Regions from separate parts of the Homo sapiens genome. Here regions 1, 2, 3, 4, 6 and 7 are each linked to region 5. The links are chromatin loops, found by intact Hi-C in ENCODE. Cell type or tissue: heart left ventricle. All regions are shown on one strand.

Region 1 (4,000 bases), 230 kb after region 5:
TTCCAAAACTATTCCTTTCATAGAGAATATCTTTGTAGTTTTATCAGGTTGGTTTATTCGGCCGGAGACTTTCTTTCCTCATTACATTTAGACAATTTTTTCACTTTAATCGTTAATAGGAAGCTTTATATTATATTTTGCTGATTTTGTTTCTAAAGAAGTTAAAAATGTAGCAGCAGTTCTTTACCTGTGTTAAAATCTATCACATCTTTAATTCACTTTGAGGTGAGATAAATACGGGTTTCAAAATTTGGTTGGATAGATTGAAGTAAGCCTGGTGCTTCCTGCCCCTCAAGAACTTGAGATAGGTATGTTTGAGTTTCTACTGGATTATTTTTAGAATCTTTTGCTCTTGTCTGTTTCTATTCTGAGAATTCTCTTGGAACCTGTTCCAGTGTAGTAGAACTCTTGGGAGTGGAAAGTGATAGATGATGGAACACAAGTGTACACTGAATTCCTATGGTCTGGCAACTGGGTACTTGTTGTAGAAGCATTCCTATTTACTACACACAGCTCCATTTCCCAGAAAAGGAGGACATAGAAGTTCCTCCTAACAGTATGTTAGTTGAAGGTGTTGATTTTTACGGTCTAGTTTCCATGTCTCAGTCATTTTTACAGTTCAGTGGTGGTAACAATTTTTAAGGGTCTTGAAGAATATTTTGGTAACTTACGCTTTTACCTTGATTTAATGGATTCACAATTATCAGAAGTTTTTTTTTTTTGGGGAGACAGAGTCTTGTTCTGTCGCCCCGATTGGAGTGTAGTGGCATGATCTCGGTTCACTGCAACCTCCGCCTCTCGGGTTCAAGTGATTCTCCTGCCTTAGCCTCCCAAATAGCTGGGATTACAGGCTCACGCCACCACACCCAGCTAATTTTTGTAGTTTTAGTAGAGACAGGGTTTCGCCATGTTTGCCAGGCTGGTCTGGAACTCCTGACCGCAAGTGATCCACCCGCCTCAGCCTCCCAAAGTGCTGAGATGACAGGCATTAGCCACCGCGCCTGGCTTTATCAGAAGTTTTATGTAAAATTAATACGGGAAAATTTGTCTGTTGAATCATGCATCCTGTTAAAGTTATTTTCTGACCCGTTTTTCCAGAAGATTTCAGTCACATCCCCCATCCCCTGTGATTGTTGTGCGAAACCTGTTTCATCTCTGGAAATTTTTTTGCTGGACATCTTTAATATTAAGACTTTTTATGAATAGGGAATTAGGTATTATAACATTTCAGTGATAGTGTGGAGAGGCACAACTGACAGAAGACAAGTTAATCTGAATTTATTTAAGCATGCATTCTTGGATGTCCTGAGGCCCTTACAATTATTTTTATTTTTCAAAGAATGTATTTGCTATTTTTTTTTTTTTTGAGACAGAGTTTTGCTGTTGTTTCCCAGGCTGGAGTGCAATGGCGCAATTTTGGCTCACCGCAACCTCTTCCTCCCGGGTTCAAGCGATTCTCCTGCCTCAGCCTCCTGAGTAGCTGGGATTATGGGCATGTGCCCCCACGCCCGGCTAATTTTGTATTTTTAGTAGAGATGGTCGGGCTGGTCTTGAACTCCCGACCTCAGGTGATCCAGCCGGCTCGGCCTCCCAAAATGCTGGGATTACAGGCGTGTGCCACCGCGCCCATCCTTGTATTTGCTATTTTTATTTTTATTTTTTTTTGAGACAGAGTCTTGCTCTGTCACCCGGACTGGAGTGCAATGGCGCCATCTCGGCTCCCTGCAGACTCCGCCTCCCAGGTTCAAGCGATTCTCCTGCGTCAGCCTCCTGGGTAGCTGGGACTACAGGTGCGTGCCACCATGCCCGGCTAATTTTTTGTATTTTTAGTAGAGATGGGGTTTCACCTTATTAGCCAGGATGGCCTCGATCTCCTGACCTCGTGATCCGCCTGCCTTGGCCTCCAAAGTGCTGGGATTACAGGCGTGAGCTACTGCACCCGGCCTGTATTTGCTATTTTTAAGCTAGAAGTCTTTGTAGTAACAATTTATGAATATATAACCCAGAGCAGTAAACCTTAATTAAGAGAAAAACTTTTTCCAAACAATAAAGTAAGCCATGTAGTTTTTATGTTTCACAAAGCAACTATTCTGGTTTAGCCATGCAACCGGGTCATTATTTATAGGCTAATTACGTATTCATTGTGGAATATTAAGAATTGATGATTGGAAGGAGATATAGTCTTAATGTTGATACTGTGAACATGGACCAGTAAAATTTTAATAGTTTGCGTTATAACAAAGAGTTATGGTTTTCTTCCTTGACAAGTGAGGATTCATGTACATTATATCAAAATGTTTGGTTATAGTAGTGAGGCTATAAAGATTAAGTCATTTTTCTGTAAATCAAAAAATTAATGTACATTGAATATGGGTTAAGTATATTTCTTCTGTACATGCAGATTTTTATCACCAGATGGCACTCCTGTATGGAGAAAGTCTCATTTTGTTATTTCACCTAGATTATTTTCTTTCTTTTTTTTTTTTTTTGAGACAGTCTTGCTCTGTTTCCCTGGAGTGGAGTGGTGCGATCTCAGCTCACTGCAACCTCTGCCTCCTGGGTTCAAGCGATTCTTCTGCCTCAGCCTCCCGAGTAGCTGGGACTACAGGCGCGTGCCACCATGCCTGGCTAATTTTTTGTATTTTTGGTAGAGACAGGGTTTCACTGTATTAGCCAGGATGGTCACCATCTCCTGACCTCGTGATCCGCCTGCCTCGGCCTCCCAAAGTGCTGGGATTACAGGCGTGAGCCACTGCACCCAGCCGATTATTTTCATAAATGGGGTCACTGAGAATAAACAGTGAGAAAAAGATCAGATAATCCAATCAACAGAACTGGAAATCTATGAGTAAACTACTCACTTCTTAAAAAGGTTTTGTGGTAGGAATACTACTCAACAAGTTAGCTTTTGATTAGATGCTTAATTCTGTTTTATTCTTTTCTTAAAATGTATTTATTTAAGGAGATAGGTGGCTGGGCATGATGGCTCACACCTGTAATCCCAGCACTTTGGAGGCTGAGGCTGGTGGATCACTTGAGGTCAGGAGTTCAAGACCAGCCTGGCCAACATGGTGAAACCCCATCTCTACTAAAAATACAAAAAAAATCGGCTGGGCACGGTGGCACATACCTATAGTCCCAGCTACTTGGGAGGCTGAGGTGGGAGAATCACTTGAACCTGGAAGGCAGAAGTTGCTGGGCCGAGATCGTGCCACTGCACTCCAGCCTGGGCAACAAAGCCAGACTGTGTCTTAAAAAAAAAAAAAAAAAAAAAAGGGGTCTTGCTGTGTTGCCTAGCCTGGATTTGAACTGTGGGTTAAGTGATCTTCCTGCCTCAGCCTCCTGAATAGCTGGGACTTACAGGTGCATGCCACCTTGCCCAGCTTGGATGCTTCACTTTAGATACTTAAGATGGAATTGCAGAGTATTAGTGCTGAAGGTGATTTTTTTATTTTTATTTTTTTAGATGGTGTCTCGCTCTTGTTGCCCAGGTTGGAGTGCAGTGGTGCAATCTCAGCTCACTGCAACCTCCTCCTCCTGGCTTCAAGCGATTCTCCTGCCTCAGCCTCCTAAGTAGTTGGGATTACAGAGGTGCGCCACCATGCCCGGCTAATTTTTGAATTTTTAATACAGGTAGGGTTTCACCACGTTGGCCAGGCTGGTCTTGAACTCCTGTCATCAGGTGATCTGTCTGCCTTGGCTTCCCAAAGTGTTGGGATTACAGGTGTGAGCCACGGTGCCTGGCCTGAAGGTGATTTTAAAAATAATCCAATGGGGCCGGGCACAGTGGCTCATGTCTGTAATTGCAGCACTTTGGGAGGTTGAGGCGGTTGGATCACCCGAGGTCTGGAGTTCGAAACCAGCCTGACCAACAAGTTGAGACCCCATCTCTACTAAAAATACAAAAATTAGTCGGGCGTGGTGGCAGGCGTCTGTAGTCCCAGCTGCTTGGGAGGCTGAGACAGGAGAATCGCCTGAACCCGGGAGACGGAGGTTGCAG
Region 2 (4,000 bases), 240 kb after region 5:
TTGTCCAGGCTGGAGTGCAATGGTGCGATGTCAGCTCACTGCAACCTCTGCCTCCACCTCGCCTGGCTAATTTTTTGTATGTTTGGTAGAGACGGGGTTTCACCATGTTGGTCAGGCTGGTCTTGAATTCCTGACTTCAGGTGATCCACCCAGCTCCGCCTCCCAAAGTGCTGGGATTACAGGCGTGAGCCACTGCAGCAGGTGGTGAGAGTTCTTTTGAATCCGTATAAACCAGGATTTTTGTCCTGGGTCTAGCACTTAGTAATTAGATGAGTTACTTAAATCTCCTTTAACCTCTTTTTTTTTTTTTTTTTTTTTTGAGCTAGAGTCTCACTCTGTTGCCCAGGCTGCAGTGCAGTGGCTTGATCTCGGCTAACGGCAACTGTGCCTCCTGGGTTCAAGTGATTCTCCTGCCTCAGCCTCCAGAGTAGCTGGGACTACACTTGTACATCACCACACCCGGCTAATTTTAGTAGTTTTAGTAGAGAGGGGTTTCACCATGTTGGCCAGGTTAGTCAGTTTTGAATTCCTGACCTCAGGTGATCTGCCCACCTCAGCTTCCCAAACTGCCCGGATTATAGGTGTGAGCCCCTGGGCCTGACCGTGAACCTCAATTTAAAAAAAAAAAAAATACATTGTGAGATTTACGGAAAAGTTGCAATGGGAATATGAATAATTACTGAATACCCTTTTTTCAGATTCCCCAGATTTTAACATTTCTGTCACATCTACTTTATCCTGTTCTCTTCCTTTCCCTACAGTTTATTCCCAGAAACGTTTGACAAGTAGTTGTGAATAAGGTTCTTCTTCACTTAATACCTCAGTGTTTTTTAAAAAACAAGGATCTTTTTACATAATTACAGTACAATTATAAAAAATCAGAACATCTACAGACCATACTTATATTTTTTCAATGGTCCTCATAATGCCTTTTTTTTTTTTTGAGACAGTTTTACTTTGATGCCCAGGCTGTAGTGCAGTGGTGCGATCTCAGCTCACTGCAACCTCCGCCTCCTGGGTTCAAGTGATTCTCCTGCCTCAGCCTCCCGAGTAGCTGGGATTATAGGCATGCGCCACCATGCCTGGCAAATTTTTATATTTTCAGTAGAAACGAGGTTTCGCCATGTTGGCCAGGCTGCTCTCGAACTCCTGACCTTAGGTGATCCGCCTGCCTTGACCTCCCAAAGTGCTGGGATTACAAGCATGAGCCACTGGGCCCAGCTGTAATGTCCTTTTTAGCTAATTAGATTGTGGAATATACATTGTATTCAGATGTCAACTCTCTTGTGAATTTATGTGAAAATTCCACAAAATTATGTGAACATTCCACAATTATGAAGTGATTATAAGAATATTTGAAAATTATGATATAAAATGTCTTAGAAAAGGTATACTTCCTGATCAACTGAAAAAAATATGTAAAGTTAATGCAAAACTGTTGAACATTAATGAGTACAGGCTTAGTAGACTGTTAATGTTTATCTTTGGTGGTGGGCATAAATAATCCTACTTTATTATTATTTCCAATTTTTTTCTGGGTGACAGCTCTAATTAAAAAAAATTTGGATTCATTTGAAAAATTTCACATTTTCCACTGTGAAAGCAGCTTAGTTCGTAATAAGCCATATGAATGGGTAAGAGATCCAGAGGAAGAGCTGTAGTGATGGTACTTTTCTTGGCAAGATATTTTTCAACTTGAGATGTGACCTAGTGTATGTCACTAATGTTTATTGCAGGGGAGGGTGCACTGACCTTGTTTAACTTAAGAATTACCAGTTGATCCTGATTTTTCCTCTTTTTTCCCAAGCTGTACCGACCTCTTGACACTTCCTAGAGCTCAGCCTGGTAACTTCCCTATTATACTCTTATGTTTGGTGCTTTGTTTATCAAATATTTATTGAATTGTTTATCAAAGAAAATTATTTTTTTCTTGACTCAGGGTATTTTATAAAGTTAAAAAAAATACTTAAAGTTCTCATTAAAATTTATTTTCATAAATATGCTAGCACTAGTGTTACTATATTGTTATTGTTAAATGACTATTATGTGTATTGGCTATGCTTTCAGAAGTAGTCTGTCTATCCCTTTTATGAATAAAAAAGATATTACTGAAGAGAAATACAGTATTTGTGTCATATAATACTTAAGCTGAAAAAGCTAAGTCTGAATAAATCAGTCATTGGCATTTACCTTACATATGGCAATGAATAGTGACTTTATAGTTAGAAATGTATGGGTGAAACAGTATCAGAATGATAATGTAGAAACATATATAAGCCCCAGACTGCCCCCTACAGCAAAATGCGATTATTAATAACTATTCTGCTTGAAATATTTGGTGAGATTCTTTCACCCATCAAGTGCTTGTTTGTTAATATTTTAATCGGGTCGGTGTTTCTTTGGTTTTGTAAATTGTGCACGTTTACAAAGCACTGGCTGTTCTCAGGCAGTTTTCAAGTTTAAATATTCTTGCCTTTAGGGTCATTATTTGTTCCTGGTTCCCCCACTCTGCCATTACTTTTTCATACTTTTTCCACAAAGATTTCAGCCATACTCCCTGACTTTGGTTTATCTTCTACTCTGACATATCTGCATGAAGTAGTTTCTGTCTGAAATGTCTTGAAACCAGGGATGTTCTTATAATAATACTTACTGTGCAGTGAGTGGATAGCCACAAGTAATCCATAATTTTACTTTTTAAAAAAAAATGTTTGTTGTAGCTCCTGTTTAACACATCTACCACCCCAAGCCGCCGCCTGTACTCCTTTTCTGTCTGCCAAAATCCCTCCCCACAATGCTTTATTATGAAAATGGTCACAGATGAAGAAAAGTTGAGAGTTGTACAGTCAATATCCATATGTTCTATTACCTTTTTGCTCTATTTGTTTTATCACATCTGTTTAGCCAGCCATTATTTTATCTAAGTTTTTAATGCTTTTCAAAGTGAATTAAATGATTAATGGTACTCTTAATCACTTCAGAATGGATGTCATTGACTAGGGTGTATTATTTGTTTATTGTCTTTTTTTTTTTTTTTTTTTTTTATGAGGCAGAGTTTCTGCCCTTGTTGCCTAGGCTGGAGTGCAGTGGCGCGATCTGGGCTCACTGCAACCTCCATCTCCCAGGTTCAAGTGATTTTCCCACCTCAGCCTCCTGAGTAGCTGGGATTACAGGCACCTGCCATCATGACTGGCTAATTTTTCTATTTTTAGTTGAGACGGGGTTTCACCATGTTGGCCAGGATGGTCTCAAACTCCTGACCTCAGGTGATCTGCCCGCCTTGACCTCCCAAAGTGCTGGGATTACAGGTGTGAGCCACTGTGCCTGGCTGTTTTTTTTTTTTTTTTTTAATAGACAGGACCTCGGGCTGGGCGTGGTGGCTCATGCCTGTAATCCCAGCACTTTGGGAGGCCAAGGCAGGTAGATCACCTGAGGTCAGGAGTTTGAGACCAGCCTGACCAAGATGGAGAAACTCCGTCTCTACTAAACATACAGAATTAGCCAAGCATGGTGGCACATGCCTGTAATCCCAGCTACTTGGGAGGCTGAAGCAGGAGAATCTCTTGAACCCAGGAGGCGGAAGTTGCGATGAGCAGAGATCCCACCATTGTACTCCAGCCTGCACAACAAGAGCGAAACTCTGTCTCAAAAAAAAAAAAAAAAAAGGAAATATAAGTCATTTATTTTTCATTTGTTACATGGAATATTTACATAGATTGTTTCCTGCTGGGCATGGTGGCTTACTCCAGTAGTCCCAGCAGAGGTGGGAGGATTGCTTGAGTCCAGGAGTTCGAGACCAGCCTGAGTAACGTAGTGAGACCTGTCTCTACAAAAATTACAAACTTCTTATACTGTATGGTAGGATAAGTGCTTGAATCTATTGGCTTACCAATTAATAAAAAAACATTTTGAACCGGGACATGGTGGCTAACACCTGTAATCTCAACACTTTGGGAGGCTGAGGTGGGAGGATTGTTTGAGCTCTGGAGTTCAAGACCAT
Region 3 (4,000 bases), 170 kb after region 5:
TTGGAAAAAAAATTATATATATATTCTCCTTTTAATGGTGGGGGGCTACTGGAGAGGAGAGACAGCAAGTCCACCCTAACTTGTTACACAGCACATACCACAGGTTCTGGAATTCTCATCTTCGAACCTAGAGAAATAGGTGCTATAAACAGGGAATTAAGCAAAATGCTGGATGCTATAGATCTTTTAATTGTCTTAATTTTTTTTCTATTATTAAACTACAGGCTGTAGATTTCTTAGTTCTCACAGAACTTCTATCATTTTAAACTGACTTGTATATTTAAAAAAAAAATCTTCAGTAGGATGTTTTGTACTATTGCTAGACCCTCTTCTGTAATGGGTAATGCGTTTGATTGTTTGAGATTTTCTGTTTTTAAAAATGTAGCACTTGACTTTTTGCCAAGGAAAAAAATAAAAATTATTCCAGTGCACAATGGTGTGAGTGAGTATTGTGTAGCCAGGAGCCTGCCAAAAAGGCCCCACATGACTAGTTGGAAGGTTGGCTTGAGCTGTTGGGATTGCTTGTGGCAGAAGGGGAACACAAGCCATTACCTCCAGGTTAGAGGCAGGTCAAGTGCAGGCACAAATACTAAGACCTGCTTGCTCTGGGTCCCCAACTCTAGCCCAAGATGAGTTGCTCTGAGGTCCAGCTGAGGGTGGATATGCCCAGGGTACTGAAGTAGTGTGACGTTACTTCTGTTACATAAGTAAGGGTTGGTAATAGGCCCTGTCTGCTTGGATGGTGCCCTGAGAATGACGCTGAAAGTGCTTGCATAGTACTCTGGGAATAGGATATTAATTTTTGTTTTTTGTAGTTGGAACCATAGACCTTCACTGCCCTTTGTAAGGGGAAGACACAGTGACCACAGTGAGTGATGCTCTTCTAGAGCCTATTTGGAGCTGTAGCTGAGAGAAACTGCCAAATCATACCACCCTTCCTCACACAGTCATCTCTGGGAAACCCACCAGGGCTAGGCCGCAGAGCCTGGCAAGGCCGTCCCTATTCTTCTGCCACATGGTACTTGTTCTTTCCAGGGCAAGCTGGACACAGCTGCTCTATGCACCTGCCTTAGAGACTGACTGGTTCAGAACATGACACATGGGTTCCTATATGATCAAAGGCTGCAAGACAGGAAGGGGAGATGAGTAAGTTAAAGCAATTTGAGAGGGCTCCCCAGAGGAGACGAGTTACATTTGGAAAGGGCTGAAACTAGCCTTTCCCAAAATGAATTTAGAAGGTATTTGTAAAATCTTCATTGTCAGCCGGGTGCAGTGGCTCACACCTGTAATCCCAGCACTTTGGGAGGCCCAGGTGGGTGGATCACCTGAGGTCAGGAGTTTGAGACCAGCCCAGCCAACATGGTGAAACCCCATCTCTACCAAAAATACAAAAATTAGCTGGGCGTGTTGGCGGGTGCCTGTAATCCCAGCTATTGGGAGGCTGAGGCAGGAGAATTGCTTGTACCTGGGAGGCAGAGGTTGCAGTGAGCCGAGATTGTGCCACTACACTCCAGCCTGGGCAACAGAGTGAGACTCCATCTCCAAACAAAATATATTGTCAAATCATTTTTGGGAAATGCAGATTAGAACAAAAGCAGCTTCATTCCTTTACCATCAGGTTTTTTTATTTTTAAAAATTGGAAAGGAGAGCTTTATTTCTCAAAGGGTTGCAGTCTGCAGGGTGGCCATTCTGACAGTCTGGGAAGTACAGCCTCTGGCCAGAAGTCAGAAACACAAACTGAGGGAGGGGCAAAGGGGACAGGAATTTATGTTGAACAAGGTGGCTGAATATATGTATTTAATAAGCTATAGGAGGAGTCATGAATATTTATAAAAGGAAAAAGGTACACATGTGCAACTGAACTCTTAGGTTTTTGGTATTTTACTATGGGACTTGTTCCATAGAACATGCTCACAAAGAAAGGTGACTTAGGGAATGTGGGGTTGACTTGGTCTAGGCCTCTGGCCTCCATGGAATCTTGGCCTTGCTCCCACTTTCCAGCCAGACTTTCCAGCAAAGCATGTATCACAGAAGGGCTTTGTGGGCTTTATGGGGTCCCTTTTTAGCCAGCAGTCCCTACTCCCTTCTGTGAAAGAACTTCTTGTTCTCTCTCAGGCACTTCTTGTTCTGTCTCAGGCCGCATGCCACATGCCTTATTCCAAATAGTCTGCTGGCTCCTCATCCTTTGGGTCCTTCTACAGGAGGCTTTGTAGCTGAACTGAATTCTTAGCCCTTCATGACTTGTTTATGCTCCAAGTCCCTGGTCCCCTGCCAACTCTAATTGATTATTGATCTGGCCCTGTGTTCCTAATAAAACTAAAGACTGCCCGCAGTCCAGGCCACTCTGATCCAGCTGCCATTCCTCGTGCAGATACCCAGAAATAGCAAGTCAGGATGTCCATACCTGTATCAGCACCAGGGATCAATCTTTTAGGAGTTAGCCTACGATCCAAGTGTTTTTGTTCTGCTTTTCAGTTGCTGGTATCTAGAAGACAACAATGAGGAGTGGGGGGTGGACAGGAGAAGGAATCACTCAGTGTTATTTGCTTCATGCTAGTTCATTCATATCTTTCTTCACGCTAGTGTGCTGAGATAACTGAAATGTTTGGGAGGATGGAAACATAGGCTGCTAATTCTGAAACCAGTGATGAAGACAATAAATTGCTCAGGTTTCTTAGCTTGGTTCTGCCCTTAGCTCCTCCAAAGAAGAATCCAATGAAAGAAATGTGAGACATAGGAATACTACCACTGGAGAGAAAGGTGTGAACTGAACTCAAGATGGAGATGGAGTTGTGAGCTCTTTTATGATTCCACTCTCCAAGAGAGGTGTGGACTATCCTCTATCAGAATCCCCCTGGGTTGGGCCTCACATCTGAACACTCTTCTTGATTAGTGTGGAACTGCCGAAGTCAGGATTTTTAAGGCATAATAATACTATTTAACAGTACTCAGGCCGTGTGCAGTGGCTCACACCTATAATCCTGGCACTTTAGGAAGCCGAGGCAGGCAGATCACGAGGTCAGAAGATCGAGACCATCCTGGCCAACATGGTGAAACCCTGTCTCTACTAAAAATACAAAAAATTAGCTGGGTGTGGTGGCTCGTGCCTGTAATCCCAGCTACTCTGGAGGCTGAGGCAGGAGAATCGCTTGAACCCAGGAGTTAGAGGTTGCAGTGAGTCGAGATCACGCCACTGCACTTCAGCCTGGCAACAGAGAGAGACTCCGTCTCGAAAAAAAAAAGTGCTCATAGTCACATGTTTACTATGCTTCTTGTTAAGCTGTAAGGTGTATTCAGAGCTATAATTAACATTGCTAGCGCTATGGACAGGAAGAAAACAGATGATCAACTCATACCTTAAAATAAACTGAGCTGGGTGCAGTGGCTTACACCTGTAATCCCAACACTTTGGGAGGCTGGGGTGGATTGCCTGAAGCCAGGAATTTGAGACCAATCTGGCCAACATAGTGAGACCCCATTTCTACACATAATTAATTAGCCTTGCATGGTGATGCCCACCTATAGTCCCAGGTACTTGGGAGGCAGAGACAGGAAGATCACGTGAGCCCAGGAGTTTAAGGCTGCAGCGCGCCAGGATTGTGCCACTGCACTCCAGCCTGGGCAACAGAGCAGGACCCTGTCTCAAAAAAAAAAAAAAAAAGAAAGAAACTGGCCAGGCGCAGTGGCTCATGCCTGTAATCCCAGCACTTTGGGAGGCCAAGGCAGAAAGATTGCATGATACTAGGAGCTCAAGATCAGCCTGGGCAATATAGCAAGACCTGGTCTCTACACAAAATTGAAAACTTAGCCAGGCATGATGGTGCACAGGAAGACTGTTTGAGCCCAGGAGTTTGAGGCTGCTGTGAACTATGATTGCGCCACTGCACTCCAACCTGGGTGACAGAGCAAGACCCTGTCTCAAAAAATAATAATAGGCTAGGCGTGGCTGCTCACACCTGTAATCCCAGCACTTTGGGAGGCCGAGGTGGGCAGATCATC
Region 4 (4,000 bases), 160 kb after region 5:
ACTGGGCGTGGTGGCACGCGCCTGTAGTCCCAGCTACAGGCTGGGGCAGGAGAATCGCTTGAACCTGGGAGGCGGAGGTTGCAGTGAGCCAAGATTGCGCCATTGCACTCCAGCCTAGGCATCACAGCAAGACTCCATCTCAAAAATAAAAATAAAAAGAATTAGCAGGGCATGGTAGCATGCGCCTGTGATCTCAGCTACTTGGGAGGCTGAGGCAGGAGAATCGCTAGAACCCAGGAGGCCGAGGTTGCAGTGAGCCAAGATCGTGCCACTGCACTCCAGCCTGGGTGATAGAGCGAGACTCTGTCTCAAAAAAAAAAAAAGCAGACCAGGTGTGGTGGCTCACACCTGTAATCCTAGCACTTTGGGAGGCCAAGGCAGGCTGATCGCTGGAACTCAGGAGTTCAAGACCAGCTTGGGCAACATGGTAAAACCCCGTCTCTACTAAAAATACAAAAAAAATAGCCAGGCATGGAGCAGGCACCTGTAATCCCAGCTACTTGGGAGGGTGAGGCACGGGAATCGCTTGAACCCAGGAGATGGAGGTTGCAGTGAGCTGAGATCGCACCACTGCACTCCAGCCTGGGTGACAAAGCGAGACTCTGTCTCAAAAAAAAATAATAATAATAAATAAATTTCAACAACCATGTCAAACTTAAAAGTTATATTTTAATGCCTAGACCTTAGGTGAATAATTCTCTTAGTGTAGCTATTAAAATGCCTACTGCTCTGTGTTTAGGGTGGGCCATCTGGCCAAGCTTCAGCACATATGAGGATGATGCACAAACAGCTAGACTATGAAAGCCCTCTTTGGCGTCTGTGGGATTTCCCATAGAGGGGTGGGTACATCTGACATCTGTGTTCTCCTGGCCCTGCAGGCTCACGTGATGGTTCTATGGGACTCTGGGAGGTGACAGATGATGTTTTGACCAAAAGTGATGCGAGACACAATGTGTCACGGGTCCCTGTGTATGCACACATCACTCACAAGGCCTTAAAGGACATCCCCAAAGAAGACACAAACCCTGACAACTGCAAGGTTCGGGCTCTGGCCTTCAACAACAAGAACAAGGTATGAACTTGTGTAGGGATCCCTGACGTGTATTCCTCTTGCTTATGTCTTGGGATATGCACTCCTTTTTCCTTCCCCATCAGTGCTTGCTACATAGCATGGTTCTGAGCCCACAGAACACCTCTTAAAGGCTGAGTGATGCTGGTGAGAAATTATAACTGAGGCTCTGAAACCCACCCCTTCAATTGGTGTCTGCAGTATTTCTCTGAGTAGTCTATATTTGTGGGTCAGCCTCACAGAATTCCCCTAGGGCCACCCTGATTTGACTGTCTGTCATTTGCACATGCCTTTGCAGGTGCTGTATTCTGGGCATGATTTTCATACTTGCTTCTGAAAACAATCACTTTTTTTCTCTTTGGTATTCATTCCTTTTTTTTTTTTTTTCTTTTTGAGACTGTGTTTTGCTCCTGTCACCTAGGCAGGAGTGCAATGGCACGATCTCAGCTCAAAGCAACCTCCACCTTCCAGGTTCAAGCAATTCTTCTGCCTCAGATTCTCAAGTAGCTGGGACTACAGGCATGCACCGCTACACATGGCTAATTTTGTATTTTTTAGTAGAGACGGGGTTTCACCATGTTGGCCAGGCTGGTCTTGAACTCCTGACCTCAGTTGATCCACTCTCCTTGGCCTCCCAAAGTTCTGGGATTACAGGCGTGAGCCACCATGCCTGGCCAGTATTCTTTACTGCCTACTTTCCCTTCACATTTCCACTAAGTCTTACCTTATTGAGTCAGATCTGATGCTGAGGTTTTAATAAAGCAGAGTGTCACCCAGGCGCAGTGACTCACGCCTGTAATCCCTGCACTTTCGGAGGCCGAGGCAGGCAGATCACAAGGTCAGGAGTTTGAGACTAGCCTGGGCCAACATGGTAAAACCCCATGTTTACTGAAAATACAAAAAAATTAGCCAGGCATGGTGGCATATGCCTGTATTCCCAGCTACTCAGGAGGCTGAGGCAGGAAAACTATAGGAGGTGGAGGTTGGCAGTGAGCCGAAATTGCGCCACAGCACTCCAGCCTGGGTGACAGAGCAAGACTCCATCTCAAAAAAAAAAAAAAAAAAAAAAAGCAGTGTCAGAATATACACCCAGAGCCAGAGAAAGGCTTCTCCAGAATCTGAATCAGGCCACAGTTTGAAGGGTAGTTCCCTCAACCTCCTATCCCATCTGTATTTATGGCCTAAGGGTAGATTAATCTCTCCTAAATTAGAGTCTTCACTTATAGAAATTCTCACACTAGATTATGAAACTGTCCTTCACATATGTGCCCTGCTTTAACTCTCCAACAGGACGTTGAGGGAGTGATAGCATAGTGAGGAGTTTTTCAACCATGGGTGCCTGTGTTATTGCTGGCAGCCTCAATTTAATATGCCATTCAGCTAGGTTCTGTAGGGTGAAGTAATGGTCTAATAATTACTGGCACCTCTGCTGGAATCATCACGAGACAGGAATAAAGGACCCTGACCTTAGAATCCTCGCCTGCTTATTATCGTACATTAGTTGCTATAGATGATAATATAACCTGGTTTTCATTGCTCTTGTAGGAACTGGGAGCAGTGTCTCTGGATGGCTACTTTCATCTCTGGAAGGCTGAAAATACACTATCTAAGGTGTGATGAACATGATTTTGTGGTTTTACCTAATAATTCACCTTACAGTTAAAATACTGTAATTCTAGCTGAGCTTTTTTTTCATGTTTATTTTATCTATTCATTTATTTTTGAGGCAGAGTCTCGCTCTGATGCCCAGGCTGGAGTGCAGTGGTGCAATCTTGGCTCACTGCAACCTCTGCCTCCTGGGTTCAACCAGTTCTTGTGCCTCAGCCACCTGAGTAGCTGCGGGGATTACAGGCGTCTGCCAACATGCCCAGGTATTTTTTTTGTATTTTTAGTAGGAACACAGTCTCACCATGTTGGCCAGGTTGGTATTTTTATTTTTAAAGACAATAAATACAGGGTCTCACTCTGTCACCCAAGTTGGAGTGCAGTCATGGCTCATGGATCAGTGCAGCCTTGAACTCCTGGGCATAAGCGATCCTCTTGCCTCAGCCTCCCAAGTAGCTGAGACTATGGGCATGTGTCACCACACCCATCTGGTTGTTTTTTTTGTTTTGTTTTGTTTTTTTAATTTTTTGTAGAGACAGAGTCTCACTATGTTTCCCAGGCTGGTTTTGAACTCCTGACCTCAAGCGATCCTCCCACCTTGGTCTCCCGAAGTGCTGGGCATTCAGGCATGAACCATTGCACCTGGTCTCAATTCTTGTTTAAAAGACCAGTTCTCCAAAGGCCTGGGCATGTTTTTGCACAGTACATGAAATTTTGAGTCTGGTGTGCCTCTCTTGCAGGAAAGTCTTTTAAAGAGTAAGACAGGGTGATTCTTTCCTATTGCATAAGCTTCCTGAGAGGCTCCTTTGACTAGCAGTCCTCCTCAACAATGCATTTAAGTATTTCTTTATAGATTGATGACTACTTGGCATGCTGTAAGGGAAGGAAATCCTGAGTGTTAGGAACCTTTGGCAATTGAAGATCGATCAAATTAAGATAAACCATCTCTGAAATAATCATGTAAGGTAATGAGAAAATAGACTTAATTTACAATACAAATTGGTCATCCCTAATCCAGAATGCTCCAAAATCCAGTTGGGCACAATACCTTAGGCCTGTAATCCCAACACTTTGGGAGGTTGAAGCAGGAGGATTGCTTGAGCCCAGGAGTTCAAAACTAGCCTGGGCAACACAGTAAGACCCTATCTCTGCAACAAAATTTAAAAATTAGCCATACATTGTGGCATATGCCTGTAGTCCCAGCTACTGGAGGGTAGCAGTGCTGAGGCAGGAGGACCACTTGAGCTGAGGAGGTCAAGGCTGCAGTGAGCCGTAATTTTGCCACTGCACTCCAGCCTGGGTGACAGAGCGAGACCCTATCTCAAA
Region 5 (4,000 bases):
GTGGTCATCCGAGCACACCAGGAACAGCTGGATGAAATGGCTGAGCTCGGCTTCAAGGAGGAGACGCTGATGAGCCAGCTGGCTTCTAATGTAAGTAGCCCTGGCTGGACACTCACAGGCTGTTGGGAATTAGCCTGCAGCTAATTTGATGGTCATCCTTGTTTGCTGTGGCTGTGTGTGGGGAAAGGGTCTCCTGGCACACACTAACCATAACTGAGGCCTCACACCTCCTCTTGCCACGCCTTTGAGACATCTTGAGTATAGGTACAGGTGGGAGATGGTGCAACACTCGCCTTTTCCAGGCTAAAATGTTTCCAGCCTCTATCCTCAGCTGCTCTGCCTTCCTAGCGGTTTGTCGGGGCCCCTCCCTGTGACTAACAGTGACCAGTCTGCTGCCTACCACACGTAGGTATTTCTACCAAATACCCTTCTGCCTTACAAAATACTCCTCTGCTTGGAAAGTGTCTCGAATGCAGAGCAGCAGGCCCCACCCTGTGCCATAGCAACTATCCTACATGTTCTCCCGCTGGAAGAGTGGCCTGGGTTCTGAAACTTTCCTGCCAGAGGAGGGACTGAAAAAGCAGATCTGGCAGAGCGCCAGCAAGAGCAAAAGCTGTATTCGTCCCTTGTTTCCTTCTCAGGATTTTGAAGATTTTGTGACCCAGCTGGATGAAATCATGGTTCTGAAATCCAAGTGTATCCAGAGTCTGAGGAGCCAGCTGCAGCTCTATCTCACCTGCCACGGGCCCACCGCAGCCCCTGAGGGAACAGTGCCGTCTTAGAGCCAGACCCTGTGCCGAGATGGTGGGGGCCCTGCAGGAGTCTGTGCTGGGCTCTCAGGCTGGAGGAGCCTCTGCCAGGTCCTCCCTGCACACACCAGAACCCACACGCTGGTCCTGCCTATGCTAGCGTCACCCCAGCCCCACGTGGCTTCAGATAGGTCCCAGCTTCTCCCTCAGGGACAGGCCCCTGTCCCTCAGTTCCATGCACAGGAGTGCCTCCAAGGGTGGGCCAGGCCGAAGAACCTAATGCCTTTCCCTTGTGCCTAGAGAATATGATTAACTAACCCCTTGCCTGTGGGAATATATTTGGGTCTAATAACCCTGAAGTTTCTAAGTTTGGGGATCAGAGGATGGGGTGGTCAGTGGTAGCCTAGAGGTCAGAGGTCACAAGACAGAGAAGACAACATGCTGAGACCAGAGGCTTCACCAGCTGAATTCTGTGCCTAACTTAGAAGACTAAACACTGGCCCAAACTTAACCATTGGTGCTAGGGGGACAGGGGTGGGGTGAGCTCTGCCCCATCAGCCCTTGGAGATTGATTTGGGGATTTAGAGGCGTTTTTGAAAATGTAAATAGCATAAACCTTGACTTGATGTGTCACTGACAGCAGCAGATGTGAGACAGGCCTTATATTTACAGCTCCCTTCCCTTCCTGCAATCCAGTGTTGAGGCAGAAGAGGGTGCCTGTGTCACACATCAATTTTTCTCCTGACTTTTGCTCGGGTGAAAGGCCTCTGTACAATGCCCGATACTCTCATGCTTCCATGGCAGCTCCTGGCTCCTATCTGGGACACCTCACTACCCAGCCCCCTCATGGAATAGTCCATCTCCTAGCCTGGCCTTCATCCAGTTCACCCTGCCCAGCCACCCTGCCTCTCAGGGGTCTGTGTTGGGAACCTTGGCAGTTGAACAGAGTGCTCTGTTCAACAGTCTGAGGCCTCTGAAACAGAATTCACACACAAACCTTCAGCCAAGTTCTGCCTGCTGTGTATCTTTTTAGCAGGAAGCAGCTCAGGACAGGGAAGACAAAGTAGCCTCCAGGTGCCAATTACTTTAAAGCCACTCTGGGTCAAATGGAGATTCATGAGTCACGGCCTTGGCCCGAACGCCCATTACTATGTGAGCCTTTATTTCCTTCAGATAAAGGATAACTTTTTACGGTTTTAAAAGGAGGGCTTAATTAAAAGGCCAAGAAGAGGGTTAAATGGCTCTCTTGAGACACTAGCAGCCTGGTCCAGTCACCCTTTGTCAGCCTGACAGTGCCTCATCTGACCGCCAGGGGGCATCCTTATTGGTGCTTCCCGGCTGCAGGGCACTGCGGCCCCTCCCTCACATGATCACTAAAAACCTTCAAAGACCCAGTCTAGCCAAAAGCTCAAGTGGGACAATGGCACAGTATTAAGGTCAAGGACAAAAACTTACTTACTTTAGGAATGAACCCTATTCTATCATCATATACAACAGCACCACTGAGAGCTGGTGAAACAGTTTAAATCCCATCCTCTGCTTGTGGCAAATGATGCATAAATGCCTGCTGCTCACAGTAAAAGGGCTTCTTCCTCTTTTACTGGGTGATCCCCCTGAAGGCCCAGCCTATCCCAACTCCACAGTCAGGAAGGCCTACGTCCTTGGTCCACAGACGGAGCTGGGCCAGGTTTAAAAGACTCAGTCTAGGCTTGCCTTTGCAAACCAAAAACGAGGACAGGTCTGAAGTGGGAAGAAAGCTCCGAAATAGAAAACGGTTAGGTCCTATTCTATCCCCAGCAAATCTAAGCAAGAAATCTCTTTATACACCACATGGCCCCCCCACTCCCATAAAACAGCCTTGGTAATAAAGAAGTTATCACACCAAGACATACCTTTTAGATTTTTATTAGTAGTTCTCTCTGAAGAATCAAAATAGTTAGTTAGCAAATTATTTTAGATTCAAGACTGTATATCCTTTGTATTTAGATCTTTAATGATGTACAACATAATACAAAACAAACCAGAGAGACTGATTTCTATGACTAGGTGTTATTCATTGTGTCATCCTAAAGCAGTGGGCTGGAGGGGAAGCTGTTCAAGGAGAACAGAGGTGGAGTTAGTGCTGGCCAACTAAATCATGGCCTGTCTGCTTACCCATTCAATGTGCTGGGAAGGGGCCAATGATTTCTTAAACTGTTTCCTAGAGCAGGGGCTCTAAAACCCTGGGTAGCAGAGGACTGTGGTCCAAACCAAGCCAAAAGAAACAGGCTGGGGTAGGGAAGCATGGTGACTGCCTGGCAGAAAAGGCAAACTCTGGGCCCCATAGGGAAAAGTGCATTCTTTGCACCTCAGAGATATTGCAGAACCAGTGTTAACACTATGAGACTTTGTTAGGAGGGGAAAAAATAAAACCCTGGAAGAATCTTTCACTTGAACTCAACTTGACTGGAGTTCAGTCCACCAGTCTCAGGGGAAGGGGGAAGCACCTAGCTCCACAGCAGCACTGAGTCTGGCCCTCCCGCCCCATCTCCCCAGCCCCTCTCAGCAACTAGGCCAGGCTTCAGCTGAGGACATAAACACCCCAGAAAGACTAGGGTAGTCTCTCCGGAGGGCTGAAGTGGGAAGGACACTTCTCAAAATGCAAATGCGTTTAATACGGAAGGAGCCAGGACAGTTCTGGGGGCACTCACATGCCCGAATCTTCCCCACCTCCCCAGCTCAGGGCCTAGGCTCACAGAGACTGGCGAGCAGTCTCCACACCTGACCTTCTAACCCCCAAAAGAAAATCCGGAAGCTGCCCCTTCTCTTTCCCCACAGGTGGGCTCTGCAGGGCCTCCCAGGGATGGTGGTTCTGCGGCAGGGCCTAGGCAGGGCCTGGTCTCAGCTGGCTCCTGCCCGAGCCATGAGGTCTTCCAAAGCATTGTCCTGGTCATTGTTGTGTAATAGCAAAACTTCCTTAATGTCTTTCAGCTCAAAGCCCATCTCCTTAAATTTGCTCATTAACTGAAGAAACTCCATCATCTAAGGGAGAGAAGAGAACACAGATTAAAGAAAAGGGTGGGGTCACAGCACAGCTGAGTGAAGGAGTGTGTGTGTGGGACGGGGACTGGGGGAGAGCAGAATGTCTACATCCTTCCCCCAGAGCCCCGTGAGTCTCCATAAGGTCCCCTAGCAAGCAGAGGTGGGCTGTGGTGGAAGCCAAGGCAAACGGGTTTGGTGACGGCCATCAACCTTCAGGAGTCAGCCCAGTC
Region 6 (4,000 bases), 66 kb after region 5:
GAGGAGGAGGTTGCAATGAGTCAAGATCGCACCACTGCACTCCAAGCTAGGCGACACAGCAAGACTCTGTCTTTAAAAAAAAAAAAAAAAGATATAATGATCTACTAGAAGAAAGAAATGGGGAAGTTACTGCCCATATCCTTCCCCATGAAACTACTGAAGGAAATGTTAACACTCCCAAACTATAGAAAGATTTTAGGATTAGGAAGATTCCATTCTTACCAGTAAGGATGCAAACCCCACCTGGGACCAAGACCATGATGATGAGATGAAGCAAAAGACAGGCAAAGCCAGCCTAATCTTTTTTATTTTTTATTTTTTGGAGATGGAGTTTCACTCTTGTCGGCCAGGCTGGAGTGCAATGGTACGATCTCGGCTCACCGAAACCTCTGCCTCCCGGCTTCAAGCAATTCTCCTGCCTCAGCCTCCTGAGTAGCTGGGATTACAGGAATCCACCACCATGCCTGGCTAATTTTTCTATTTTTAGGAGAGACAGGGTTTCACCATGTTGGCCAGGCTGGTCTCGAACTCCTGACCTCAGGTGATCCACACGCCTCAGCCTCCCAAAGTGCTGGGATTACAGGCGTGAGCCAACGCACCCGGCCCAAGACAGACTAATCTTGAGTTTCCAATAGGTTACTAAAGGAGGCTGGAATAGGCCAGTGGTAGTAACAAACAACAGAAAAAGGCAGGAAGTTAAAGGTAGCTGAAAGCACCAGGCATGGTGGCTCACGTCTGTAATCCCAGCACTTGGGGAGGCCGAAGCAGGTGAATTACTTGAGGCCAGGCATTTAAGACCAACCTGGGTACCAGGGCAAGATCCCATCTCTTTAAAAAAAAAAAAAAAAAAAAAAAAGCTGAAGACTAAGTTTAGCATTCAAATTGCTTTACTTTGTTGCTCTCTTCTATTTACCCATCAAATCTGATGGTAACTAAAAATTTCCTGTTACACTTTTCTGTATTTCATGAAGGACACTATAAACTATGGTAGTTACATAAGTACGGATTCCCAATGATCTAAGAGTATGCCTTTCATAAATGTCAAAGGTATACTATTTGTATAAATAAACAGTATTTGTGTTGTATTTTTAATCTGGTGGTTGTAAACAGTATTTGTAGTGTATTTTTAATCTGGTGGTTGTTTTACATTTCTTTTTTTTTTTTTTTAGTGAACCCAAATTACTCAGATGTTTTATATTTCAGTGTGATCCTCGCCCAGATCAAATACTTGACTCCTTAGAAGAATAATTCCTAAAGTCAAAGTAATCACTAGTCTTCTCATTGAAAAAAAGAAAAAATGTTTTTTAGCAGCTTTAATACACAACATAGAAAAATCAATGCCACCAAGATGTATATATGTATTTATACATATACCTTAAGTCATAAGGGTTTAATGGTAGATAGGAGACACACAAGTCCAAGGAACTGGACAGTTTTGTTTTTTTTTTTAAAAAAAGCAAAAAACATTCTTCTAAGATGTTTCCATATCAACTCTTCCACAATCTACAATTATTCTTGATAAGATAGGAGACACACAAGTCCAAGGAACCGGACAGAGTTTAAAAAAAAAAGCAAAATACATTCCTCTGTTTCCATATCAGCTCTTCCACAATCCACAACTATTCTTGATAAAGCCCAACACTGTAAAAACTAGACATCAAAAAAAATTTGAATATATTTTAGTGAAAGTGCTAACAGCTTAGACTGAATGACACACTATCAATTGTATATAATACTGTCCACACAAAGAAAGGTCTCATTGTCAAATCACATTAACATTTAATAAGATGCACATCTCATTCACAAATCTGTTGGTGTCTCAGTTTGGACAATGTATGAAACCCACATGTAAGGCACAATCCAACCTCCTTTTAAAACCCTGTGGCCCTATAACTCCAAAGATAATAAGAAAGCAACTTCTAAGAAGTCTGCCTTTGTAATCAAGCAAATATTGGAAATAAATGTCAGATGAGATATACCACATTATAGATAGGTATACTACTGTATTTATTAAAACAACATGCCTGGCAGCAAAGAAGGATTTCCCAAATTTGATACAACAAGCACAAACCAGCCGGGCGCAGTGGCTCACGCCTGTAATCCCAGCACTTTGGGAGGCCCAGGCGGGTGGATCACCTGAGGTCAGGAGTTCAAGACCAGCCTGACCAATATGATGAAACCCTGTCTCTACTAAAAATACAGAAATTAGCTGGGCGTGGTGGCAGGCACCTGTAATCCCAGCTACTCGGGAGGCTGAGACAGGAGAATTGCTTGAACCCAGGAGGCGGAGGCTGCAGTGAGCCAAGATCACGCCATTGCACTCCCGCATGGGCAACAAGAGCGAAACTCCATCTCAAAAAATAAAAAATAAAAAATAAAAAAAAACACAAAACACAAACCATGAAAGACTGAAAAATTCAGTTCATTACAATTAGGAGCTTTTCTCACCAGAAGACTATGAAGAGATGAAAAGACAAGTCACAAATTGGGAAAGGATATTTGCAACCTATAAATTAACAAATAATTAGTATCCAGAATATATAAAGAACTCTTAAAAATAAATCAGAAAAAGAGAAAAGACCAAAAAAATAGGCAACGAAATTGAATATACACTTCGCAGAAGCACAAATGACCAACGAAAATACATGAAAAGATGCCCAGCTTCAGGAAATGCTGATAAAAAACACTATAGATACAATTTCAAACCCACCAGATTAGAAAAAAAAAATTAATTTAAAATCTGACAATATCAAGTGTTGAGGAGGAAGTGAAGCAGCCAAAACACACACTGCTGGCTCTTGACTCAGTAACCACAAGATTAACAATTACCATGAGCCAATTCAGTGACTCAAAACACTGGAAGTGTTTGGTAAGCATTAAGCAACTGATAATGACCAATCAAGCATTCTGAGAACACATGAGGATTACTGCCAAATACAAATTTTGGCCCTTAATGAACCGGATCCAATCTGACTCAGCAATATAAAAAAGAAACTTTCAGTCATTTATCCAGTTTATCCAGTTTATTTTGTGAAGTACAAAATAATCAGGTATTCATTTCCTCCTAGAATTCTGATGACATAATGTGACTAAAATTTTAATGAACTATTTATCATTCCAGTTACACTATTATTTCAATGAGAACAAGCAGTTCACAATGGTATTACTTTAAAACTAGTGCTTATACCTTATAGGAATTGGAATGGTCCTGTGACCACCTAAGAGGGGCAAAATGGCATAAAAGAATGCAGCATAGGCATTGAGGTTGGACAGATTTCAGTTCAAATTCAGTCTACCTAGTTGTAACCTTAGTTAAGTTACACAACCTCTGTGATCCTGTTTCCTCAATACATAAAAAGCACGCATAACACAACCTACCTACCTAATTCAAGTGTGAGAACTGAATGTGTTTGTTTGTTTGTTTTTCTTTTTTTGAGACAGAGATGCGTTCTGTCAGCCAGGCTGGAGTGCAGTGGCATGATCTAGGCTTACTGCCACCACCGCCTCCCAGGTTCAAGCAATTCTCCTGCCTCAGCCTCCTGAGTAGCTGGGATTACAGGCACCTGCCACCACGCCCAGCTAATTTTTGTCTTTTTAGTAGAGACGGGGTTTCACCGTGTTGGCCAGACTGGTCTTGAAATCCTGACCTCAGGTGATCCACCTGCCTGGGCCTCCCCAAGTGCCAGGATTACAGGCATGACCCACAGCACCCGCCCGAGATTATTTCTTTTGAGGTAGGATCTTGCTCTGTTGCCCAGGCTGGAGTGCAGGGGCATGATCTCAGCTCACTGCAGCCTCGACTTCCTGAGCTCAGGTGATCCTCCTACCTCAGCCTCTCGTGTACCTGGGACTACAGGCATGAACCACCAATCCCAGCTAATTTTTCTGTGACTTCTGTAGAGACAGGTCTCACTGTGTTGTCCAGGCTGGTCTTGAACTTCTGGGCTCAAGCAATCCGCCCGCCTGGGATTCCCAAACTGCTGGGACTACAGGCATGAGC
Region 7 (4,000 bases), 180 kb after region 5:
TCACTTGAGCTCAGGAGTTCAAGACCAGCCTGGGCAACACAGGGAGATCCCATTTCTAAAATTTAAAAAATTAGCCAGGCATGGCCAGGTGCAGTGGCTCACGCCTATAATCCCAGCACTTTGGGAGGCCAAGGTGGGCAGATCACCTAAGGTCAGGAGTACTAGACCAACCTGGCCAACATAACGAAACCCCGTTTCTACTAAAAATACAAAAATTAGCCGAGTGTGGTGGTGTACACCTGTAGTCCCAGCTACTTAGGAGGCTGAGGCAGGAGAATCGCTTGAACCCAGGAGGCGGAGGTTGCAGTGAGCTGAGATCGCACTACTGCATTCCAGCCTGGGCGACAGAGTGAGACTGTCTAAAAAAAAATAAAAAAACAATAAAAAAAAGATTAGCCAGGCATGGTGGTGCACACCTGTGGGCCCAGCTATTTGGGAGGCTGAGATGGGAGGATCACTTGAGCCTGTGAGGTCAAGGGTGCAAGTGAGCCAAGATTGCACCATTGCACTCCAGCCTGGGTGACAGAGCAAGAATCTGTCTCAAAAAATAAAAATAAATAAAAGCATAAGCTTGTCCTTTTGACATTTTGGGCTGGATGATTTAAAAAAAAGAAAAGGGCTGGGCGCAGTGGCTCACGCCTGTAATCCCAGCACTTTGGGAGGCCGAGGCGGGTGGATCACGAGGTCAGGAAATTGAGACCATCCTAGCTAACACAGTGAAACCCTGTCTCTACTAAAAGTACAAAAAATTAGCCAGGCGTGGTGGTGGGCGCCTGTAGTCCCAACTACTCGGGAGGCTGAGGCAGGAGAATGGCATGAACCCGGGAGGCGGAGCTTGCAGTGAGCCGAGATCGCGCCACTGCACTCCAGCCTGGGTAACAGAGCAAGACTCCGTCTCAAAAAAAATAAAAATAAAAATAATTAAAAAAAGAAAGAATGAGGCTGGGCACGGTGGCTCACGCCTGTAATCCCAGCACTTTGGGAGGCCAAGGCGGGCCGATCACGAGGTCAGGAGATCGAGACCATCCTGGCTAACACAGTGAAACCCTGTCTCTACTAAAAGTACAAAAAATTAGCCAGGCGTGGTGGTGGGCGCCTGTAGTCCCAGCTGCTCGGGAGGCTGAGGCAGGAGAATGGCATGAACCCGGGAGGCAGAGCTTGCAGTGAGCCGAGATCGCGCCACTGCACTCCAGCCTGGGTAACAGAGCAAGACTCCGTCTCAAAAAAATAAAAATAAAAATAATAATAAAAAAAAAAGAATGAGGCTGGGCGCGGTGGCTCACGCCTGTAATCCCAGCACTTTGGGAGGCTGAGGCGGGCAGATCACGAGGTCAGGAGATCGAGACCATCCTGGCTAACACAGTGTAACCCCGTCTCTACTAAAAAATACAAAAATTTAGCCGGGCGTGGTGGCGGGCGCCTGTAGTCCCAGCTACTCGGGAGGCTGAGGCAGGAGAATGGCGTGAACCCGGGAGGCGGAGCTTGCAGTGAGCCGAGATCACGCCACTGCACTCCAGCCTGGGCGACAGAGCGAGACTCCGTCTCAAAAAAAAAAAAAAAAAAAAAAAAAAAAAAAAAAAGAGGTAAAGCTATAGGTACTGACATACAATGATTGTTAAGATATATTGTTAAATGACGAAATAATTACAAACCAGCTTACCAACTTCCCATGTCAAAATCTTTCAAGATGTAGTTCAGGTTCCAACTCTTCTAGAAAGCCTTCCACGGTCACATCTCTCCTTAGGGAGCCCTGCCTTCTAAAGGCTTTCCAAGCACAGGCAGGTACAAGATTGGAGAGCCCCAGAGTCTTATGGGAGATTTGGGGCCAATGAATCCATCATATACCCAGTAGGGGGAGCCAGAGCTTAGCTCCTCGCTTCTGGAGATCCCTCTCCTGCATAAATTCCACATGGAGTGTGGAGAAAACAAAGATATGCACAAAAATGTCTTTTAAAGGGACTGCGGAGAGAGGAAGGTAGCTGTAGTGTGAAAGAGTTTTTTGTTTTTGTTTTGAGACAGGGTCTTGCTGTGTTGCCCAGGCTGGAGTGGAGTGGCCCCATCTTGGCTCACTGCAGCCTCAACCTCCTGGTCACTCAAGCAATCCTCCCACCTCAGCCTCCTGAGTAGCTGGGACTACAGGCATGCACTACCCTGCATGGCTAATTTTTTTTTTTTTTTTTTTAGAGACAGGATTTTCTTTATTGCTCAGGCTGGTCTCAAACTCGAAGGAGTTTTTGGGGTTTTATTTCACTTTATTGAGGTTTTCAGAGTAGCAATCCTTGAATCAAGCTTCCCTCTGCATTTATCTGCAGATTTGATTTACAAAGATGTGAGCATACAGCTTCTCAGAAGTGTGTGTGTTTTGTTTAAAGCCAAATAGATCTTATTGTGGAAGGAATGGAATGTTGCCACTGGATCACTGGATCACCAAATTCAATAAATTGAGGTGGGGTGCGGTGGCTCATACCTAACCTCAGCGCTTTGGGAGATTGAGGTAGGAGGATTGCTTGAGGCCAGGAGCTCAAGACCAGCCTAGTCAACATACCAAGACCTCATCTCTATTAAAAAAAGAATTTAAAAATCACTACAAGTGGCACGTACCTGTAGTCCCAGCTACTTAGGAGGCTGAGATGGGAGGATCGCTTGAGCACAAGAAGTTTGGGGCTGTAGTTAGCTATGATTGCACCACTGCACTTCAGCCTGGATGACAGAGCCAGATCCTATCTGAAATAAATAAATAGAGCATTGGAGGAGTTAGGTAGGAGGCAGCTTAGAGAAAGAGCACTGGATCTGAGGTTGAAGCTCCCAGTTAAATCCTGTTTCTAATCATTAACCAGCTTTTGACTGCAGGCAGGTAACTAAATCTCTTGGCTGACTGTGAACTTCTGCAACATAAAACGTGACGGTGTTTACAGAGCACAGCTGTAAAGCATTCTTAGGGCTCCCTGAGTCATCGGCTGAGCTCTTACAGTCCAGGAGAGATGGCAGAACTCCCTCACTTAAAGTCAGGCCAAATAATTTTGACTCTGAAGCACCAGAAACAGGGGGAGGTAACTTTTACACCAAGCTCCAAGCCCTCAAGCCTCCAGCCAGGCCTTTACCCAATCCTGAACCATTAACCTCTGTACTCCCCCTGGTTGTAGCCTACCCTATATAACCACAGTGAGGCAAGACACCCAGCCATATTGCCTGCATGAGGAATAAGCCATGTGTGGCCTTTCCCCGGGACTCAGGGGACCTGAGCAACCTGGAGGAAGAAACTGAAACCTGGGCTCTCAGATATTGCTGGGAGGCAGCTTCTCAGAGAACACCGGGAGCTCTGCTAGGATCTGAGCTGACACAGTTGGATGGAGGCCCCAAGAAACAGGCATTGGTGCTCTTTGGAGATGTCCTTTCAGGCAGAAGTAGCCACTATGCTGACCAAGAAAGAGGTGACTTGAGTGTTAGCTTTGCCCCACAGGCACGGTCTCAGCTCCTAAAAGTCCAGTTTGGCTCTATCTGTATTTGAAGGAAGGTGTCGACTTGTGTTTTCCTTGAGATCTCTCCCCTCCTCAGGTCTCTTTCTTACCATCAGTAGCCAGCTGTGGCTACAGCTGAGGACAGGAATTTTCTGCAGGGGCTATTCAGCAGGGCATGTCAGGGCCTGCAGGAACTGGTTTAACTTGCTTCTGAGAGTCTTGACTCTGCCTCAGACTCCTTTGGCTTTAGGGTAGGGAGGTGATTCTAGAGGTAGGGAGAGCAGGAGACAGGATACAGCCAAAGGGATCTGTCAAGTCAAAGAGGTCCCTGGAGAGGTGACTTTTTGCTCCACAGAAGGAGGAGAGGGCCTCCCAGGCTTCCACTAAACTATCTGCTCATAGGTCCCAAGACTCCAGCTTCTCTCTTCCTTGTTTTTTTTTTTTTTAATTTTTTGAGGCAGAGTCTCGCTCTGCCACCCAGGCTGGAGTGCAGTGGTGCGATCTCACCACTTTACTCCAGCCTGGGCGACAAAGTTAGACTC

Evidence for each region. A loop is a pair of places that touch in the nucleus more often than their neighbours do. Peaks named below come from ENCODE experiments on the same cell type or tissue, not always from the same donor. Only the 100,000 strongest peaks of a DNase experiment are listed, where the experiment ranks them.
Region 1: it touches region 5 in a loop (2.5-fold over the local background); 26 of 110 quality-filtered maps call a loop at or near these places.
Region 2: it touches region 5 in a loop (28-fold over the local background); 28 of 110 quality-filtered maps call a loop at or near these places.
Region 3: a loop joins it to region 5, with 2.6 times the contacts of the local background. A loop is called at or near these places in 22 of 110 quality-filtered maps.
Region 4: it touches region 5 in a loop (4-fold over the local background); 10 of 110 quality-filtered maps call a loop at or near these places.
Region 6: a loop joins it to region 5, with 2.8 times the contacts of the local background. A loop is called at or near these places in 50 of 110 quality-filtered maps.
Region 7: a loop joins it to region 5, with 2.4 times the contacts of the local background. A loop is called at or near these places in 19 of 110 quality-filtered maps.

The regions. Positions count from the first base shown.
Region 1 is chr9:34,021,709-34,025,708 of GRCh38, reverse strand. All of the region lies in intron 1 of UBAP2 (ubiquitin associated protein 2), which reads left to right. Among named protein-coding and RNA genes, the nearest start is that of UBAP2, 25 kb to the left of the region's middle. In heart left ventricle, a CTCF peak has its summit at 2,407 (motif pointing right); no DNase peak of the experiment used is centred here; H3K27ac peaks cover 852 bases.
Region 2 is chr9:34,009,472-34,013,471 of GRCh38, reverse strand. The region is part of intron 2 of UBAP2 (ubiquitin associated protein 2); the gene reads left to right. Among named protein-coding and RNA genes, the nearest start is that of UBAP2, 37 kb to the left of the region's middle. In heart left ventricle, a CTCF peak has its summit at 2,287 (motif pointing left); no DNase peak of the experiment used is centred here.
Region 3 is chr9:34,082,818-34,086,817 of GRCh38, reverse strand. It overlaps DCAF12 (DDB1 and CUL4 associated factor 12), which reads left to right. Exons shown (of 9, transcript NM_015397.4): 9 at 1-431. Among named protein-coding and RNA genes, the nearest start is that of UBAP2, 36 kb to the right of the region's middle. In heart left ventricle, no CTCF peak of the experiment used is centred here; no DNase peak of the experiment used is centred here; H3K27ac peaks cover 3,227 bases.
Region 4 is chr9:34,095,396-34,099,395 of GRCh38, reverse strand. It overlaps DCAF12 (DDB1 and CUL4 associated factor 12), which reads left to right. Exons shown (of 9, transcript NM_015397.4): 5 at 879-1,072; 6 at 2,615-2,680. Among named protein-coding and RNA genes, the nearest start is that of DCAF12, 29 kb to the left of the region's middle. In heart left ventricle, no CTCF peak of the experiment used is centred here; no DNase peak of the experiment used is centred here; H3K27ac peaks cover 1,219 bases.
Region 5 is chr9:34,251,162-34,255,161 of GRCh38, reverse strand. UBAP1 (ubiquitin associated protein 1) reads right to left here. Exons shown (of 7, transcript NM_016525.5): 7 at 2,639-3,770. The coding sequence ends at 3,630. It overlaps KIF24 (kinesin family member 24), which reads left to right. Exons shown (of 13, transcript NM_194313.4): 12 at 1-90; 13 at 642-2,782. The coding sequence ends at 782. Among named protein-coding and RNA genes, the nearest start is that of UBAP1, 74 kb to the right of the region's middle. RefSeq lists an enhancer at 1-763 and a silencer at 1,965-2,014. In heart left ventricle, CTCF peaks have their summits at 1,431, 1,857 and 2,057 (motif pointing right); DNase peaks (open chromatin) are centred at 18, 851 and 1,611; H3K27ac peaks cover 2,814 bases.
Region 6 is chr9:34,185,280-34,189,279 of GRCh38, reverse strand. The region is part of intron 1 of UBAP1 (ubiquitin associated protein 1); the gene reads right to left. It overlaps LOC114224 (a long non-coding RNA gene), which reads right to left and starts at 3,005. Exons shown (of 1, transcript XR_158845.6): 1 at 1,148-3,005. In heart left ventricle, no CTCF peak of the experiment used is centred here; no DNase peak of the experiment used is centred here; H3K27ac peaks cover 1,264 bases.
Region 7 is chr9:34,072,239-34,076,238 of GRCh38, reverse strand. No RefSeq gene overlaps it. Among named protein-coding and RNA genes, the nearest start is that of UBAP2, 25 kb to the right of the region's middle. In heart left ventricle, a CTCF peak has its summit at 1,844 (motif pointing right); no DNase peak of the experiment used is centred here.